Linked DNA regions of Homo sapiens: all the other regions are linked to region 3. A link is a contact called in ENCODE Hi-C or POLR2A ChIA-PET data. All regions are on one chromosome and are shown on one strand. The core of a region is the stretch at or near the end of the contact, and the rest is flanking DNA. Distances in the headings are between cores, read along the strand shown.

The links. Hi-C counts contacts between places; a loop is a spot of excess contacts on that map. ChIA-PET counts read pairs that join two places held with the same protein, here RNA polymerase II (POLR2A). Pooled maps may share reads with other maps.
Region 1: a loop to region 3 is called in a map of tibial artery, with 2.7 times the contacts of the local background. The contact joins the enhancer-like site here to the promoter of SVIL in region 3. A Hi-C loop is called at or near these places in 13 of 168 maps with a recorded cell type or tissue (Caco-2, Right ventricle myocardium inferior, Right ventricle myocardium superior and 7 more) and 17 of 50 pooled maps. POLR2A ChIA-PET finds 5 or more read pairs at or near these places in 2 of 52 experiments (AG04449 and PC-9).
Region 2: a pooled map shows a loop between it and region 3 (2.2-fold over the local background). The contact joins the promoter of SVIL-AS1 here to the promoter of SVIL in region 3. A Hi-C loop is called at or near these places in 1 of 50 pooled maps. POLR2A ChIA-PET finds 5 or more read pairs at or near these places in 4 of 52 experiments (BJ, Caco-2, activated naive CD8-positive, alpha-beta T cell and 1 more).

The regions. Positions count from the first base shown.
Region 1 is chr10:29,848,382-29,851,665 of GRCh38, reverse strand. No RefSeq gene overlaps it. Among named protein-coding and RNA genes, the nearest start is that of JCAD, 210 kb to the left of the region's middle. Within about 2 kb of position 1,670, at least 5 of the 41 ENCODE cell types and tissues checked have a DNase peak (open chromatin) inside an H3K27ac peak, as active enhancers do; they include sigmoid colon and tibial artery, where a contact is called at or near this core.
Region 2 is chr10:29,407,846-29,411,026 of GRCh38, reverse strand. It overlaps SVIL-AS1 (SVIL antisense RNA 1), which reads right to left and starts at 1,493. Exons shown (of 3, transcript NR_110927.1): 1 at 1,369-1,493. It overlaps LOC105376474 (a long non-coding RNA gene), which reads left to right and starts at 1,574. Exons shown (of 3, transcript XR_930787.3): 1 at 1,574-2,782. RefSeq lists a silencer at 972-1,111.
Region 3 is chr10:29,633,695-29,636,625 of GRCh38, reverse strand. SVIL (supervillin) reads left to right here and starts at 1,655. Exons shown (of 38, transcript NM_021738.3): 1 at 1,655-2,206. RefSeq lists a silencer at 1,552-1,846.

The DNA of each region.
Region 1 (3,284 bases), core at 421-2,920, 220 kb before region 3:
ACAAGTACAGAATCTGCAATGAAATGGATGTCTACCCTTTTGGTGGAAACATCTAAGGAAGCAGACCATCCCCTCCTCTTACTCTTCTCCCTCTTCCACCAAAAGGAAAGTTCAAACAAGAACACTTTTGTATTAATTTCCTGTTCCTGCTGTAACAAATTACCATAGACTCAGGGGCCTAAAACAACACACATGTATTATCTGACAGTTCCGGAGCTCTGAAGTCGAGAATAGGTCAGCCTGGCTGCGTTATTTCTGGTGATTCTCAGGGTGATTCTGTGGTCTCGACTTTTCCAGCTTCTAGGGCTTGGCTGTATTCCTTGGCTCATGGCCCCTTCCTCCATCTAACTCCTGTCTCTCTTTTATGAAAATCCTTTCTGATTAACTGGAGCCCGACTGGATAATCCAGGTTAATATCCCACCTCAAGATACTTAACTTAATCACATTTGCAAAGTCCCTTTTGTCATGTCAGGTGACATAGTCAAAGGTTTCTGGGATTAGGACATGGACATTGTGGGGGCGTGGGGGATCATTCTGCCTACTGTACCTTTGCTATAGATGAACTTGAAGTAAGGCCATTATCTCTCAGTGGATTCATGAAAACTCAGCTTCTAGATTCTAGAAGGTAGCCCTGGCTGGTGAGGCTTCACTACAAGTGAGTTGAGGTTTTCTTAGTGTCCTTTTGTCCAACCTGGTCGTTCCCCAACTTTAGCCAGCACCAAAATCACCCAGAGGGCTTGTGAAAACAGACTGATGGACCCAGCCCCACAGTGTCTGATTCAGTAGGTCTGGAGTGTGGCCCAAGAAAGTGCATTTCTTGGCCAGGTGTGTAATTTTTAGAATATGTCCACAACCTTTTTCACATTCCTGCCTTCAAAAGGTGGAGACTTCTTTTCCTCCCCTTAAGTGTGATCTAGATTAAATGACTTGTTTCTAACTATGTTTGATGTTAATAGATGGCCATGTGATTTTAAGACAAGGCTCTAAAAGGCACAGCAGTTTCCACACCCTCTCTCTTGGATCACACCCTCTGGGAAAGGCAGACCTTCGTGTCTGGAGGACACGTGAGCAACCTAGGGAGGAAATGAGGCATCTCACCAACACCTGGCACAAATTTGCCAGCCGCCTGTGTGTGCCACCTTGGAAACTGATTTCATAGAGCCTTCAGATGAGACCACAGCTCTGGGTAACATCTTGTCTGTAATCTCATGGGACCCCAGCCAGTTAAGCTAAATTCCTGACCCACAGAAACTGTGAGAAATAATAAATGTTGACTGGTGTTTAACACCACTGAGTTTTGGGATACATGCGATGCAGCAATAGATAACAATATGCCAGGTGACACTGATGCCACTGTCTAAGGATTGCATTTTGAGAACCGCTGGTCTAGCCTTTATACTGTGTAAGGCAAAGGATATTTCCTTGCCACCTGCACTATATACTCCAGGAAGCCAGAGGAGGGAAAATGTTCTCATATTGAAATGTACTGCATATTTATTTTCTTTTTTTCTGCAGACATATTCAGTTACCACCAGTTGCTCTTTTGTGGAAGTGTTTTTACTGGGAAGAATAACAACAATATGTCAAATGATAGCTGGGCTCCAGAAGCCCATTTCTGTCTACTCAGTCATAAAAAATGTTCCGCATATGGATGAAGAACCAGACAGGTTTAGCGAGAAGAAGAAATGATGAAAAGACTAGACCATCATTCTCTCTCACACTTTCTTAAATCTGAAGGTGAACCAGATGAAGAAAGAAAACAAAACCCTTGAAAAAAGAGGGAAAGATAGCCCTAGGATCCAAGAGAGCAAGTGGGTGTCCAACTGTTAAATAATGAGAAACTGAAGCTTCCTTCATTGTGTCAGAGAGGCCAATTCCTGAGCCAGCTGTACAGGAAGTGGGGAGTTTACATTATCTGGGATGTCAGTGAGAACTGAGGGGACATGCTTCCTGTGTGGTTCTCCACAAAGATTAGCAGACTCTCCAGGAAAGATGCCTTTCCAGCGGTTTCATTTTCTGTTTTCTTTTCCAGTTGGTAGATGTGGGCCAAGAAGGGAAAGGCAGCTCCAAAAGCGAGGGAGAAATCGCCGTGAGTACAGAGTGCCACAGAGAGAAGCCTGAGCTAGAGTGTGGTGGGACCGTGAGCCAGGGAAGAGCAAGAGCTGTGCCTATAGGATAGTCTATCTCCAATTTGAGCAGTGCCAAGAAAAGCTGGCCAAGCATATCCAGATCCACACTGGTAGACCCCATTCCAATGGATGGGGTTTCTCTGGCTTTTCCATTTGTTTTACAGAAGCTTAAAATATGACATATGATTCCATTTATAGGAAATTCTTGAAAAGGCAAAACTAATCTGGAGTGACAGAAAACAGAAAAGTGGTTGCCTGGGGCCAGTATGGGTGGGGAGGTGATTGTAGAGGGACATGTGAGTGTTCTGCTTTATTTATTTATTTATTTATTCATTTTTTGAGACGGAGTTTCGCTCTTGTTGCCCAGGCTGGAGTGCAATGGTGCGATCTCAGCTCGCTGCAACCTCCACCTCCCAGGTTGGAACAATTCTCCTGCCTCAGCCTCCCAAGTAGCAGGGATTACAGGCATCCGCCACCACACCTGCCTTTTTTTTTTTTTTCCAAGATGGAGTTTCACTTTTGTTGCCCAGACTGGAGTGCAATAGCTCAATCTCAGCTCACCGCAACCTCTGCCCCCTGGGTTCAAGTGATTCTCCTGCCTCAGCCTCCTGAGTAGCTGGGATTACAGGCATGCACCACCACACCTGGGTAAATTTTTTTTGTTTTTTTTTTTTTTAGTAGAGACAGAGTTTCTCCATGTTGGTCAGGCTGGTCTCGAACTGCTGACCTCAGGTGATCCACCCGTGTCCACCTCCCAAAGTGCTGGGATTACAGGTGTGAGCCACTTCACCTGGCCTAATTTTTGTATTTTTAGTAGAGACAGGGTTTTGCCATGTTGGCCAGACTGGTCTCGAACTCCTGACCTCAGGTGATCCGTCCACCTCAGTCTCCCAAAGTGCTGGGATTACAGGTGTGAGCCACCATGCCCAGCCATGTTCTGCATTTTGATTGTGGTAGTGGTTACACAAGTGGAGATGTTTGCCAAGATTCATTGAACTGTACACTTATAATGGGTACATGTTATTGTATATGAATTATATCTCAGTGCAGTTGATCTTCAAAAAATATACATGACATATGAGGAGCCCTTCGATGGGGTTGTCAACGACTGGTTTGCAAAAAAAAACAAGAGTTATCTGGTAGAAGAAGGATCC
Region 2 (3,181 bases), core at 244-2,743, 230 kb after region 3:
AGGATACTTCCATTTATAAAATTTTACATGAATAACAAGTTATTTGAAAGATATGTATCAGCCAACCGCGGTGGCTCACGCCTGTAATCCCAGCACTTTGGGAGGCCGAGGCGGGTGGATCACTTGAGGTCAGGAGTTTGAGACCAGCCTGGCCAACATGGTGAAACCCCGTCTCTACTAAAGTACAAAAATTAGCCGGGTGTGGTGACACACACCTGAAATCCCTGCTACTCAGGAGGCTGAGGCAGGAGAATCGCTTGAACCCGGGAGGCGGAGATTGCACTGAGCTGAGATCTCGCCACTGCACTCCAGCCTCGGCAACAGAGCGAGACTCCGTCACAAAAAAAAAAAAAAAAAAAAAAAAAAAATATGTGTATCAGAAGGTATAGCTAAAATATGAAACTGATTACAGCCCCTGGAGTGTAAATGTGGTTTAAGGATTAGGACGGCCTTGAACATAACCTACTCATAATCAGATGGCAAGAATGACTTCACCTGAACTCTGTTCCAAGACCTCGATGAAATCACAACCCTCTAGCAACATCCACCTAGATCCATGTCTTACCTTATACTCAACTCCATTGTCAATATTATTTTCCCCAAGAAGAAAAATAAAAAATGAAAAGACACAACACTAATCTTTTGTCTCCACAGGATGTGGCAAAATGAGAAATAACAATTACACGTTATTTTCAAAGGTGGTCCGACTGCTTCAGCCGTGGACCACTTACACTAAAGAGAAAATTTCCAGCACTTCACAAGATCCAGCTGTTCTTTCACAGACGACTAATAAAAAAGTAAAAGAAGCGACATTAAGCTGCGCCCAAACAGGCCAGGAATGGGTCCTAAGGCATCACGAAACTTCCCGAGGACATTATGTATTTAGAGAAGGCCCCACAGAAACCCTCAAGCGGGAAAGTTACGTCTTCTGGGTCTCGGGGTGGCAGGCAGCCTGAACCCCGAGGGGCTCGAGGCGAGGCGCCCCCGGCCGGATTCGGGCCCAAACCAGCCCGCCACGCCCTGAGCTCCGCGCAGCAAACCGGCCGGCCGAGCGGCGGCCCTCGGAATGGTGTTTTCTCGGCGCCACAGGAGGGAGAGCGACCCAGAGAACTTGGGCGTGGCAGAGGCCGGGAACAGGCAGGCGCGGGTGGGGAGAGGAAAGCAAACGTCGCGGGAGAGCGCGGCCCAGAGGCCGAGGAGGGCGCGGGCGGAGCCGGCCCGAGCCCGGCCGCCATCGTGGACACTTGCAGCGGTTGACAGTTCCCACCGCGGCCCAAGAGACAGCGGCTACGGAGGCAGAAAGAGCCCAGCCACCCTCATCACAGCCCGCACGCCCGCCTCACCTGGACTTGCCCACCCCACTCTCACCGATGATGAGGCTCTTCAGGGTGCAACACGTCCTCGTCCATCCTAACCCCGCTGCACTCCGAGCCCAGCTGGCCGCCCGGGTGCGCCTCTCAGCTATTCAGCAGCGGGAGCTGCCGCGCATGTGCGCGCTCCAAGGCCGCGCACTCCCAGAATTCCCCCGCGTCTTTCCGGAGGGCGAGTTCCTTATGTGTCTTTGCTGACACGGTGGGCTCTGAATCCGCCCCGACCTCAACCCAGCTCTCTTTCTGTCTTGTCAGTGGGAGAGGACTGAGTCAGGAGAATATCAAGCTGTTTTATTTCAGCAAATGCTCATAACAGCTGTATTGCTGTGCGAAAAGCGCTGTGCTTTAATCCTGTTACCTTAAATTTAGGTCGAACTCTACCTTGTCACACTGCTCAGCCTTCTGAGCCTTTCTCCATCTCAGACAGAGACACGAAGGCTTCTTAGAACAACTGCTTCTTATTGTTATGAAGGTTAAATGAGTTACTTTGGGAAGGCAGATTGTTAACCACAGTGCTCTATAAAAGGTGTGATCAGGTATTAACTTGCTGGCTTCCCCTCTGTTAGAGTGGGGAGCACCCTTTACATGTTAATTCATCTTGAAAGGGAGGTGTAGACTTCAGGTAGGTCAGGTGCATATAAACTTCTTGTGGTGCAACCTCAGACCAACTCTTCCTCCTCGTAAGAACTGCTGCACTCCAACTGCAGGAGGTGTATGTCTACACCTTGCCTCTTGCATTAAGTTGTAAATATTAGTGAAGGTACCAAACCTCATTCATTAAACTTAGCACAGTGCCTGGTACATGGCAGGCACTCAATGAACACCCGTAATCTTGTCTTATCTCCTTATACCTGCAGTTAATGTCATATACAATAGATATTTGATTAAAGAATACATACACATAAAGCTTAGCTGGGTGCTGTGGCTCATGCCTGTAATCCCAGCACTTTTGGAGGCCTAAGCAGGTGGATTATTTGAGCTCAGAAGTTCGAGACCAGCCTGGCTAACATGTGAAACCCCGTCTCTATTAAAAATACAAAAATTAGCTGGGTGTGGTGGCGCACACCTGTAATCCTAGCTACTCAAGAGGTGGAGGCAGGAGAATTGCTGGAATCTTAAGAGGTGGAAGTTGCAGTGAGCAGAGATTGTACCACTGCACTCCAGCCTGGGCGACAGAGTGAGAGATACCGTGTCTCAAAAACAAAAAATAAAACGTAGAATAAGTTAGGAAATTATTTGTTAAATATCTGGAAAAGCTCTTTTACCAGATATCCAAATGGCTTCTTTGCCTACTTCAGATCTTTGCTCAAATGTTGCCTTCTTAAGGAGGCCTTCCCTGCACATCCTACTGAAAATATGCAGATTCCTCCAGCATCTCCGAGGAATCCAAAAGCCTGGCATACTGGCAAAAGGTAAGAATTTCTTACCAGACTTCTGGCCTCTCTCTTTCTCTGTGCAAATTAGTTGAATGAATAGTAAAAATCACTGTTTATCTCCTCTGTAAAGTTTTAGTTAATGAGATGAAGGATTCGTGAGGCTAATCTTAAGCTGTAGAGAATCTAGTGTGCTTTGTGTGTCTTTCTGTGTTCTATAATGGATAAGGGTAACTTAGGATAGAACACAGGCTTAGGATACCTGTAAGCCTGCTTTTTAAGATGGCCCAGCAAGCTGGTCAGTTACAAACTTTGCTGCAGGTCTCTAAAAAAAAACTGGATGAGTTTTCCCTCTTGTCTTGTATGTCCTTGGGAGCTTGATCTTGTAACCATGCTGCCATGCTTTTTCTTTTCACAATGCAGCCCAGGTTCAGGGTA
Region 3 (2,931 bases), core at 406-2,905:
AAAGTAAATGGATTGCACAGGAAGAATTAACTGGGATTTAAATAATCAAAGACAGAAAGGATATATAAAAGAAGTGACGAAGGAGATTTACCCTATTAGACTCCAGTGTATTAATCTAGGACAGTTTGGTTGCTATGGGGAAGCAGTGTGCAAAAACTTAAGAGGCACACAAAAGACTGATGTTTATTTTGTGGGAGTGAATCTTTTTTTAGGAAGGAAATAGCACTATTGTGGTAACAGTGATTCATTTTCTCCTCCTATCTTCTCTTTACAGAGAAGACCCAAATAGTGAACTGTTTCATGTAAGTTTTTATTTATTTTTGCCCTACTTTTCTCTAGGGAGGGGCTTACCACAGCTTATAAAAATACGTAAAACAAGATCAAATAAACTTTAAAATGAGGAAAAAGCCAATATGGTCCAAGGGAAAAGAAGATCAGGGTCAGGACTGAGATTAGGATGCAAAAGCCATGCTATGAAATTTTGTTTGTTTGTTATCTTGAGATGGGTAAAAAAAAAAAAAAACAGTTGACTGGGACAAATACCCCTAGCACAAAACAGTCATGAAGCCAATGTTTAATTATTATACCTGTCATCTTTTCACCTGGCCTCAGGACTGTCCTCTTAGGGAGAGGCATTGTTCTGTAGGGTTAATTAGTAACAGGAATTTAGATCCTGCTTTGAGAGGCCTCCTGTGCTGGCCGAAGCAGCTGGTGGTCTGAGAACCCTGACACCCAGAGGCATACCACTGGGAGGCCCCGCGCAGCACACAGCTTTTGCTGTACTCCAGCCCAAGTCTTATGGGGTTTGTGGTTTATACTGAAGTTGGTGCAGACAATTAAGACTCTCTGTTCTTGGTACCGACAGGGACAGAGACCTACAATTGTAAGTATTTTGTAAACAGGGTTGTGATATTTGTTTGAGTGTATTCAACATGTCAGTGGCCTTTTAATGTTTAAAAAAATGCATATGGCCATTTAAGAAGTGGTTGTGCTTCATAGTTAATATTTTTTTCATTAGGTTAGGTTCATCTGGTTTTTCAGTGAGGTGAGCTACCTGAGAGCCATAGGAAGATAGATCTTGCCAGTTCAGAGGACTGACTTTGGCTTTAAGAGAAAATATTTGTGTCATTTTCGAGAAAGTACTTCCAGCACAATGCTTTCTTCTGATGATTCATTTTCTACAGTTATTGGAAGTGGGAAGAAATCCACAGAGGTTACAGAATTTGTAAACTTGTAGAGACATGTGCCATTATATCATGCTGTTTCATAGATGTGTATGTCTGTTAGTTACTTTTCGGGCATTCATTGTATATATGTCTGTTACTTACTTTTGGGGTGTTCAGTGTCTGAGCTTTGTCAACGATTGTGTGCTCTTTTTTTAGCCTAAAAAAACTAAGTTAGAGAAATGTTTGCTCATCCAAATCTGTATTGTTGTAGCTTATTCAGTAGACTGCTGTTGTATTTTTAATTTCTCTATACAACAAGCTGAAAGACAGTGTGGACAACCTAATTGCATTTGAAGTAGCTGCTGGCCAGGCCTGCTGCAACAGCTGATGGGCTCCTCTGAATTTCCAGGGCTATTTCTGGTAGATGAGCTGGTATCAAGGCTCTCGAGTTCAGGCCATAAAAGGCCCGTCCCATGTGAAGTTGCTTCACTGCTCTGACTGCGTCCTCCCCAGGCTGAAGTGTCCTCAGGTTTCATGTGGATTTGCCCAGTAATGGATGGCTCCACCGAGGCCAGGTTGGGGAAGTTCAGCCTCGAGGACACTAGGGGACGAAAAACTTCAAAAAGAAGACTCTTTTTATTAATATTTTGGCGTTCTTTTTGGAGAGGAACTTTTGGGATGTAGCCTTTACCTGTTTCCTGAATTTGACATCCAAAAAGCCTTTTGGAAAACACCATTCTAAATTTATCCTGTTCTGAATCATCATCGCTTCTGATAGATGCAGTTGCTTGCTGACATCGTGATCTTTGATTTTGTACAACGCTATTTGGGCTAACTTTTGGGATTTTACTTTGTGCTTAGAATTTGAAAGTAGTATTCATTGGAAAGAGACTCCAAGAAAATACTCGAAGACATCAAAAGCTGGATTCGAGGGTATAACGTGTTTTGTTTTGTTTTTTAAATTAGAAAAATAAGGAATTGCAGTGTGATTTTCTTTCCCCCTTTAACTTAGAGGAACGAGGATTATACAGAAATTTGAAGTAAGTGAAAAATCTTCCTATAAATCTAAATGCAGTAGGTTTTTTTTTGTTGTTTTTGTTTTTGCTTTTTTTTAAGTGCCATCTGTCTGAGCATGTTTCCTGAGGATTTGTTGACTTCAGTCATTGGAAAATTCCTGCCAGCGTTTGCCAGTTACTGCAGCCATTCCTGTAGATACCCTTGGGCATATTTCTTGGGTTGAGAAGGATTGGACTTTTTTTTTTTTTTAAAGGATTTACTTTATGGTAGAGAAAGGTTTAATACTAAAAATTTGATTAATATAACTTAGTACATTCTGTCTAAATGTTAGCACTTAAAGTCTTGGAATTAAAGTATATTCACAATGCAACGTACTTTAATAATCGTAGCACAAGTATGGGGGTGGAGTTCAGAAGGGCAAGTTTTATTTCACTGCCATTATAATTCATGTAAAAATAGAAAATCACCAGTGATCCTTTTGCATAATCTTTGTTCTGAGGGTTCTTTGCCTTGGTACTCTCATTCTTCAGGGCTTGATTTCTAGAACTTGCGATGTTCCAGAATTTATGAGAAAAACCTCACTGTAGGTTCTAGAGTTTGAACTGCATTTTATTTTTAAATTCTCCAAGAAAAAATACTGCATCAGCCTTTTAAAGCCCTGGAGATTGCTATGGTCTCTTTGTAATTTAGCTCAGTGATTTGTTTCTGCTGAAAAACAGCAGTGAACTCTAGAACATAGAAGGCTTAT